Regions from separate parts of the Homo sapiens genome. Here region 1 is linked to region 2. Evidence: read pairs that join two places in POLR2A ChIA-PET (ENCODE). Cell type or tissue: MCF 10A. All regions are shown on one strand. Links, peaks and the distances in the headings refer to the core of each region. The heading gives the core; the rest is flanking DNA.

Region 1 (4,440 bases), core at 92-4,091, 230 kb after region 2:
TTAATGCTTTTCAGTAAGTTTGGTAAGTTTTTTTTGTTGTTGTTGTTGTTGTTGTGACACAGTTTTGGTCTTGTTGCCCAGGCTGGAGTGCAGTGGTGCAATCTCAGTTCACTGAAACCTCCACCTCCCAGGTTCAAGCGATTCTCCTGCCTCAGCCTCCCAAGTAGCTGGAATTACAGGAGCTTGCCACCATGCTCAGCTAATTTTTGTATTTTTAGTAGTGACAGGGGTTTCACCACGTTGGCCAGGCTGGTCTCAAACTCCCGACCTTAGGTGACCTGCCTGTCTCAGCCTCCCTAAGTGCTGGAATTGCAGGTGTGAGCCACCGTGCCCGGCCAGTTTGGGAAGTTTTTAGGCATATATTTCTTCAAATATTTTTTCTGCTTCTTTTTCCTCTCCTTCATTATGCATATATTGGTATGCTTAATGGTGTTCCATATTTCTCTGAGACATTTTCATTTTTATTCTCTTTTCTTTGTCTTGCATACTCTGTATCAATATCTTCAAGTTTACTAATTCTTTCTCTTGCCAGTTTAAATCTGTTGAGCCTCTTTGGTAAATGTTTTATTTCAGTTATTTTATTTTCCAACTCCATAACTTCTATTTGGTTCTTTTTAAATAAATTTTTCTTTTTTATTGATATTCTGTATTTGATGTGACCTTGTCATCATTCCTTACTTAATGTCTTTAATTATGGTTTTCTTTAGTTCCTTGAACATATTTATAATGGTTATTTTGAAGTCTTTGTTAAATCCAGTGTCTGGTCACTCTCACAGGCAGTTTCTCTTGTCTGTTTTTTTTCCCAGTGTGTGTGTCATACTTTGCTGTTTCTTTGTATGTCTCATAACTTTTTGTTGGAACTGGACATTTTAGACAATGCATTGTAGCAACTCTACCCCACCTTCTCTTGGACTTCTTATTGCTATTTGCTTGTTTGTTTAATTACTGGCTAGATTGTTTTAGTGAAGTCCCCACTTCAGTGCTAAACTTCCAATGTTGAGCCTCAGGGACTAAAGCCTTGGCCACCTCTTTCCCTGACCTCCCTGACCACCCATGGCTCTTAAGCTCCACTTACTGCCCATTGACTGTTTTATTGTTTTCAACAATGTCCTAGGGGGACAAATTGCTCTACAGACTAATCCAAGCAAAGGTGGGCTCCTTTGAAGGGATAGTTCCCAAGGTCAGTGTTTGAAGTTTATTATGAACCTAGGAAGGCTCCTGCCAGCTCTTTTCCCAGTTGTCTCTTACAAACTCGCCTGCCTACAGCTTAGCCTACATCTCAAATGAATCTACCAGTCTACTCACAATTGCCTTTTACCACAACTTCTACTATTTCTGATAGTGCCCTTGAGCTTGAACTTCTTCATGCTCTGTTGCAAATGAAGTTAGTTCCTTCGGGAGGAGATTAGGAGCTATCTGTTCTAAGCCTTGCTTCTCTTCTCAGGCAGAATCCCTGAGCCATGGCCCTGGAGCTGAGGGTGGGGCCAAAGGTGATTTTTCAAGTGATACTCTTGCTTTAGGAGCTGAGCATTCGGTGGAGGGGAGGCAGTAGCTTCATGTGTTTTCCGTTTGCCTCTCCCAATGTGAAACCACCACCTTACAAGCCAAGGCAAGGGTGATTGGGATCCCAGCATTCTCCGTGGTGCCGTGCCAAAGGTGGAGCCTCTGTCTCACCACTCAGAGCTGGGCAGGAGAAGGGAGCCTCTACCCTTTGGTTATAGCTGCTGGCAACTTAGCCTTAGCAACAGTAGCTGGGGGCAGGATGAGAAATGCTGAAGTTATGCCCCTCCCAGGAAGACAGCCCTGTAACAGGGAGCCCTGTAGTCTTGACTACAGCAATCTAGAGTGGAGTCTCCACTTCACAGAGCTGGGAGTGGGGAGGGAGGATGCAGTCTTGGTTCAAATACCATAGACTCTCACCTTTTTAATCTGATTTTTGTAGATTTTGTTGACTAGATGGTTCATCATTTGCTGCATGCCCTTATGACCATTTCTAGATACATTAAATTTATATACAAAAATACATCAGGTGTTAGGGTATATGTGGTCCCTGTTACTTTGTCATGGCCAGAAGCAAAAATTCACATATTTCAGCTATTTTTGACCTTAATTTCTGTTTTATTTTTCACTTCAGGAGACTACCCACAAAGCCAGTATTTTATTGAATGGTAAACTTAAGGTAGAAAGTGGTCAGATTTATAAAAACCCAGTCACCTGGCTCAAGGATCTTCTGGGAGGCAACAGTTATGTGACCTGGAATTATGCTTGGAGTAAGGTGGGTCATTCTTAAGTTTATCTTTAACTTCATATTCAAATGGAAAAGTACATATTTTTGTGATGAAAGTATTTTTTAAGGAAATCTGAAAGATCTCCAAGCTAGTTTTGTATTCATGTGTTCATTCTGTATATGCTGTATGCATATCATGCTACATGCATGTCACAGAATGAACACATCACTTTCTCCCACAAGTCCTATTTGCCAGAATTCCCCATGGGCATGGTTGCATAGCTGACTGCACCTTCCGTTTCTTACTCCTTATCTAGTCTCAGAACTTTTAATGCCTTTAATCTTCCCATTTGATCTCCCAAGGGATTTCAGGTCTTTGTATGGAAAATTTGGAACCACTGGTGTATTGGTAACTTAGTTAATATGTTATTATTCTAATGAAGTAAAGCAAAATCTCCTAAATACAAAAGAAATGGGCAAGAGGCCTAAGGCCCTCAGATATTATCATGTATTTTTATGTTTGAACATGTCCTTATCCATGAATTGCTAGCCCTTCAAAATGAATTACTTTCATTTAGACCTCCTAGACTTAGTAGCCTCCCTGTCAGTTCTGGCTTCTGAGTTATAAGCCCAGTAATGACTGATGTTCTTGAGGTCTAGTGTTCATCCACCTGCAGACTTCAGGGACAGTCTTAAAATTATTCTTCAGGAAAGTCTGAATCTTCAGACATCTGCCATGACTGTTTCGAAGACTAGAAGATACACTCAACCTCTACTATTACAGTAAACCTCAGTGTACCAGTAATAGGAAGCATAGCTTTCTCTCCTCTTTTTTGTTTAACCCAGGTCTGCCCACTCTCCCTCCCAGTCCCCTTTGTGCCCCTAAAGTCTATATTCTGTGTCCCAGATTCTGTGCCCCAACCCTGCATTCTGGTCTCCTAGACCTCGTTGGCAAGTGTATCTAGCACTGTTTCAGTTCCTTCACTTACATCAGCACATTCTGGATTCTATCTGCTATATGGTCTGTCTGACTTTTTCCCAAAGTTTGTTTTGGTTTCCCACTCCTGGAGTCACCAGGCCATCTGCTTTCAGTTCGTCTTAGCCCCTTTACCCTATCCTTTCCATGGATTCTTAATTCATATCTAAATGTTAGTAATTAGCATCTTGCCCATGAAAATCCCTTTTTGTTACAAGGTTTCTTACACTTATGATAGATTATACTGTTTTGCTGAAACTGAATCTTAGCTCACAGGACAGATAGCATACTGAATGCTGTAGCTTAGGTTCTTTTGAGCTCAACATGCCTGTGCTGCAGTGTGCCTGGTAATGACTCCATTTGCCCACTCTGTTTCTCCATTAGAACTACTGTTATTTCCTGCCTTTGAATAGCTGGCTGTAACATCATTTGGCCCTTACTCTGTACTAATGCCTCATTTACATATCTCATTGACTCTAGCATTTTCTCATAGCCATGTCAATTAGAGTTACACTGTTTAGCACCTATGTGATAGTGAAGCCACATGCAAATGTGGGCACTAAAAGTAGGGCAATTATCAGATATAAAATATTCCTACAGATTATCTAAACAGGCTTATTTTCTTTAGATTATCAAAAAAATGAAAACGGAGTTTTAAAAATTACTATGGGCACTGATGTACTTCTAGTAAATACCCCAAGCTGAGAAACATTACCCTAGTGATTTTCTTTACAATATTTAAAAGGCTCTTTTAAAGTCTTTTAAAGTTTACCACAGAAACCTCTGCCTCTTCTTGTCTTGGAGTAACTCCTGAATTCAGTCACTTCTTGAGGAAAGGAGCTTTTTGCTACATGGGTAAATGTGAACATTTCTACTGACTAGTTCTGAGAGTGGTGGGGGTGGTATGGGACCAGGAGTGGTTGGTGGTCAGGCAAGGAATGCCAGAAAACAAGGTATTGCCCTGTATCTGACAGAGTGACAGAGCCAGTAGGTGCAGAGATGACTCAAACTCCCAACCCAAGCAGTTGCTGAACAGCTTTGCCAAGGAAATCCTGATGCTTACTCAGAGAGGGCATCACTGACTTCTCTCCTGCAGCCTCCCAGCTGTTGGACAACATTCTGGTGTGGCCGAGTGATTTGTGGGTGGGAGGCAGCAGACCAAGCTAGTTCCTGGTTCCACTCTTTATAAGTTATATTATCTGGGCAATGGTTTTCGATCACATTGGAATCACTTGAG
Region 2 (4,440 bases), core at 123-4,122:
ACCAGAAAGACCATGATTAGGCATGTTAGATGGTTGGAATTTTTAGGCCAGCACTCCAACCTCCAGGCAGGAAGGAGAAGGTGGAGACTGGGTTAGTCACTAATGACCAATTATTTAATCCATTGTGCCTACTTAATGAAACCTTCATTAAAACCACTAAACATTAGGGTTTAGAAAAGTTCTGGGTTGGTGAATACCATGAGGTGCTGGGAGAATGGTGTGCCTAGAGCGCATGGAAGCTCCAAATCCCTACCTTGTCCTCTGCATCTCCTCTGTTTACTTGTTGTATCCCTCATAATAAATAAGTAATGGCAAGTAAAGCACTTTCCTGAGTTCTGTGAGTTGTTCTAGCAGATTATCAAAGCTCAGGAGGAGGCTGTGGAAACCCACAAATTTGTAGCCAGATGGAGAGAAGTACCAGTGACAATCTGGAATTTGTGGCTGGCATCTGAAGTGGTAGTAGTCTTGTTGGACTGATCCTGCCACCAAATTATCCTATTTAAATTTTTTTTCTTTCTCTCTTTTTATTTCCATTTCCCTCCTTGCTTACTGTATGTTTAACTTTTTTTTTTTTTTTTTTTGAGACAGAGCCTTGCCCTGTCACCCAGGCTGGAGTGCAGTGGCACGATCTCGGCTCACTGCAACCCCCACCTCCCGGGTTCAAGCTATTCTCCTGCCTTAGCCTCCCAAGTAGCTGAGATTACAAATGCGTGCCATCACGCCGGGCTAATTTTTGTATTTTTAGTAGAGACAGGGTTTCACCACGTTGGCCAGGCTGGTCTCAAACTCCCAACCTCAAGTGATCCACGCCCCCTTGGCCTCCCAAAGTGCTGGGATTATAGGCATGAGCCACTGCACCCGGCCAGTGTTTAATTTCTTAAGAATAAAATGGTAACCTTTGCCCTCTTTCTTTCCACCAAGCACAGTGTCCCCCTTATCAAATGATATGCTTGCTTATAAATTCCAGGAACTGAATCTTAAAACAATCCAGTCACCTACTGAATTCTCCCCCACCAGGAGATTACCTCAAGGTTGCAGTGAATTTACAACCCTATTGTGGTGGAAATGGCACAAGCCCATTCCACCACAATAGGGGGCAATAATCCAAGATAAGTCATCAGAGCAAGTCCTGTAACAGACTCACACTTTCGGCCGGCCGGGTATGGTGGTTCACGCCTGTAATCTTAGCACTTTGGGAGGCTGAGGCAGGCAGATCACTTGAGGTCAGGAGTTCGAAACCAGCTTGGCCAACATGGTGAAACCCTATCTTTACTAAAAATAGAAAAATTAGCCGGGCATGGTGGTGGGTGCCTGTAATCCCAGCTACCGGGGAGGCTGAGGCTAGAGAATCGCTTGAACCCGGGAGGTGGAGGTTGTGGTGAGCTGGGATCAAGCCATTGCACTCCAGCCTGGGCAACAGAGCGAGACTCCGTCTCAAAAAAAAAAAAAAAAAAGACTAAAAAATACCAGACTCATACCTTCTAGCCCCTTCAGCATGCCTGTCCCCCGCCCCCCACTCCACCCATAGCAAGCTTCGCTTTTTAACCCGTTGCATTCTGTTCAAAATTTGATTTTTTTCTTTTTTTGAGATAGGGCCTCTCTCTGATGAAGCCTCAACCTCCCAGGTTCAAGCGATCTTTCTCCCTCAGCCTCCCAAGTAGCTGGGCCTACAGGCTCATGCCACCACACCTGGCTAATTTTTGTATTTTTTGTAGAGATGGAATTTCACCATGTTGCCCAGGCTTGTCTCAAACTCCTGGGCTAAAGCAATCCGCCTGCCTTGGCCTTCCAAAGTGCTGGGATTACAGGCGTGAGTCACTAAGCCCTACCTGAAATGGTTTCTTTAAGGCACAAAGCTTGGCCATTTTCCCACTGCTAGCTCTGGAATAAAGTCACTTTCCTTCCACCACTCCTTGCCCTTGTTATTTGACTTTGCAAGCGGCAAGTGGCCGAAACTGCATTTGGTTACACTTCATTAACTTTTGGGATCTGAAGCTAATTCCAGGTAAATAGTATTAGAATTGAATTGAATTGTAGAATACCCAGCTGGTGTTGGAAATTTGGTGAAGTGATGTTGGAAAAGATAGCACGCATTTGATGTCATAAGTTTTGTGAGTGAAAGCAGCACAGAGATAGATACCAACAAAGCAAAATAAGGAGAGGATGAGTCAGGATGACCCTGGAGGCCTCCCACTGCGACAGCAGAGGCCTCCTCCCAGCTTACTCAGCCAGAGGATAGGAGCCTTGATTTGGAAGAGTGAGTCAGAGAAAGTGGTAATGGAATTCAGAACAACGGTGAGCTTTAAGAAAGAGAGCATGCTTCAGAGAGACCAAGAATGACAGCTATGGATAAAGAGTTACAAGGGCTTAAGGCATGGCAAGCAAGTTAATAAATGGCTCTAAGGTAGGTGTCTTTGGCCAGCTGTACGGCTGAGGTCAGACGCCTGAGAAGTAGACTAAGAGTTGGTGTGGTTTGGCTGAGTCAGACCCCAGGATGGGGTCATACTAAGGGTCCGAGTAGGTAATAAGGATCCAGTGTCAAGGAGAAAAGTGGGCTCTGTCATATCTCTGAAAGTAATTTCTTCAAAAGCCAGTTTGCCAAATTGACCAATTTGCTGAAAAACATTCAAACACCTTAAACAAATCTGCGGGAGTGTCAGGGTCAGTTTCCTAATTTTAGAAACCAGATCGTGGATATTTTGGGTCTGACCATCTGATATGGCCAAATCTCCTCAGCCTACCTTAAGTGGGTTAGTCACTTGAACTTCAAGAAACATCTAATTGCAAAATTACTTCCCCTTTAATTTGTGGCCGCTTATATAGCGATGACCACAGATTGAGAAATTCACAGAATTTCTTGAAATTTTCAGAGCCTTCTGGGGACATGAGCGCTTAGAAGAAAAAGTGCTGATGCGTTTCCTGCTCTTCACCTCTCCTCCCTAGGCCCGCACCTCCAGAAGTGTTTCCACCTGCATTAGGCCAGCGCGATGTTCGCTCATGAACCAAAGCTATGGAATAAAACCAGTGAGCCAAAGGCAGATACAGATGAACACTTGTGGAGTTGTCCCTCTTCTGGCTGTGAAAAATAGATATTTATTTTTGGCTGCTAGCTCTATTTACTCAGTCTAGCAAACTGCAGAGAAGCTCCAAATGCAGAACTTATAGGGAGTGGAGTGTTTTTTTGGCTTCTTCTTGCCAAGGTATTTTGGCTCTTGACAGGGGTCGTCTGTGTGAGAAATCTCCCTCCTCAGGCTTCTTTCCTAGGGTGGTGAGAAGATGGGAAGACTGTGGCTATTGACAAACGGTGCTGTACATCCTGCCCTTCTCAGTAAATGACTGTTAATGAATTTAAGTGTTTGGCAGGTAGAAAGCTCTTGCCAGTGATCAAAACATGCTGTGTATACAGCTGTGTGCCTTTCTGAGGGCAGGAAAATTGGACTCTGATGCACAGAGGTTTGTGGATTCCTCCATGTGTTTTGAAACCTATATTTGAGAAGTAAGTATACCGAGCTGTTGCTTGGGAGAAGTAAACACAGCAAGCTGGAGATAGAGAAGTCACAGCCATAGAAACAGAAAACCTAATTAGGAGCAGAGTAGGAAAGCTGGACTTGCAAGAAAACTTAGACATCTCTCCCCTTCCTCTAAGCCAGTGTTCTTGTTCTATAAATAGCTAAGAAAGCTAGGTAGAATTAGACTGGAATGGGCTGAGAAGTAAACTAGGGCTGGGCGTGGTGGCTTACACCTGTAATCCCAGCACTTTGGGAGGCTGAGGCAGGTGGATCACTTGAGGCCATGAGTTCGAAACCAACCTGGCCAACATGGTGAAACATAGTCTCTACTAAAAATACAAAAATTAGCCGGGTGTGGTGGCAGGCACCTGTAATCCCAGCTTACTGGGGAGGCTGAGGCAGGAGAATCACTTGAACCTCGGTGACAGAAGTTGCAGTGAGCAGAGATTGCACCACTGCACTCCAGCCTGGGTGACAGAGCAAGACTCCATCTCAAAAAAAAAAAAAAAAAAAAAGAGGAAGTAAACTGGATTAGAGGAAGAGGTGTCATGTGCTCCAAAGGAAGGAAAACTGATTACAGGTATGTGAGGAGAGCAATCTCCCGAGCAACTATGATCTGAGGGTCAAACCCTCAAGACCCTATTTCTCGCCCTGATTTGCCTGACTTATTGGGCAGAATCCCATCTGACTTGTCTATTTCTAGGTTGAGTTCTCCCATTTCTTCCTAGTTAGGTGGTATTTACAAGCCTCTTCTAAAAAACTTCCAGCCAGGCATGGTGGCTCGCATTTGTAATCCCAGCACTTTAAGAGGCCAAGGCAGGAAGACTGCTTGAGGCCAGAAGTTCAAGTTCAGCCTAGGCAACTGTTCTGTGTAGGAAACGCGCAAGGGGAGAAGAAAAGACACACGCACAATACCTTTAAGGGTAAACAA

Evidence for each region. Peaks named below come from ENCODE experiments on the same cell type or tissue, not always from the same donor. Only the 100,000 strongest peaks of a DNase experiment are listed, where the experiment ranks them.
Region 1: POLR2A ChIA-PET joins it to region 2 with 7 read pairs; 2 of 35 experiments call an interaction of 5 or more read pairs at or near these places.

Annotation. Positions count from the first base shown.
Region 1 is chr5:75,089,096-75,093,535 of GRCh38, reverse strand. ANKRD31 (ankyrin repeat domain 31) reads left to right here. Exons shown (of 26, transcript NM_001372053.1): 23 at 2,135-2,275. Among named protein-coding and RNA genes, the nearest start is that of GCNT4, 39 kb to the right of the region's middle. In MCF 10A, for the core only: no CTCF peak of the experiment used is centred there; a DNase peak (open chromatin) is centred at 1,705.
Region 2 is chr5:75,318,914-75,323,353 of GRCh38, reverse strand. It overlaps LOC124901007 (a long non-coding RNA gene), which reads left to right and starts at 2,224. Exons shown (of 2, transcript XR_007058824.1): 1 at 2,224-2,404. In MCF 10A, for the core only: no CTCF peak of the experiment used is centred there; DNase peaks (open chromatin) are centred at 1,833 and 2,213.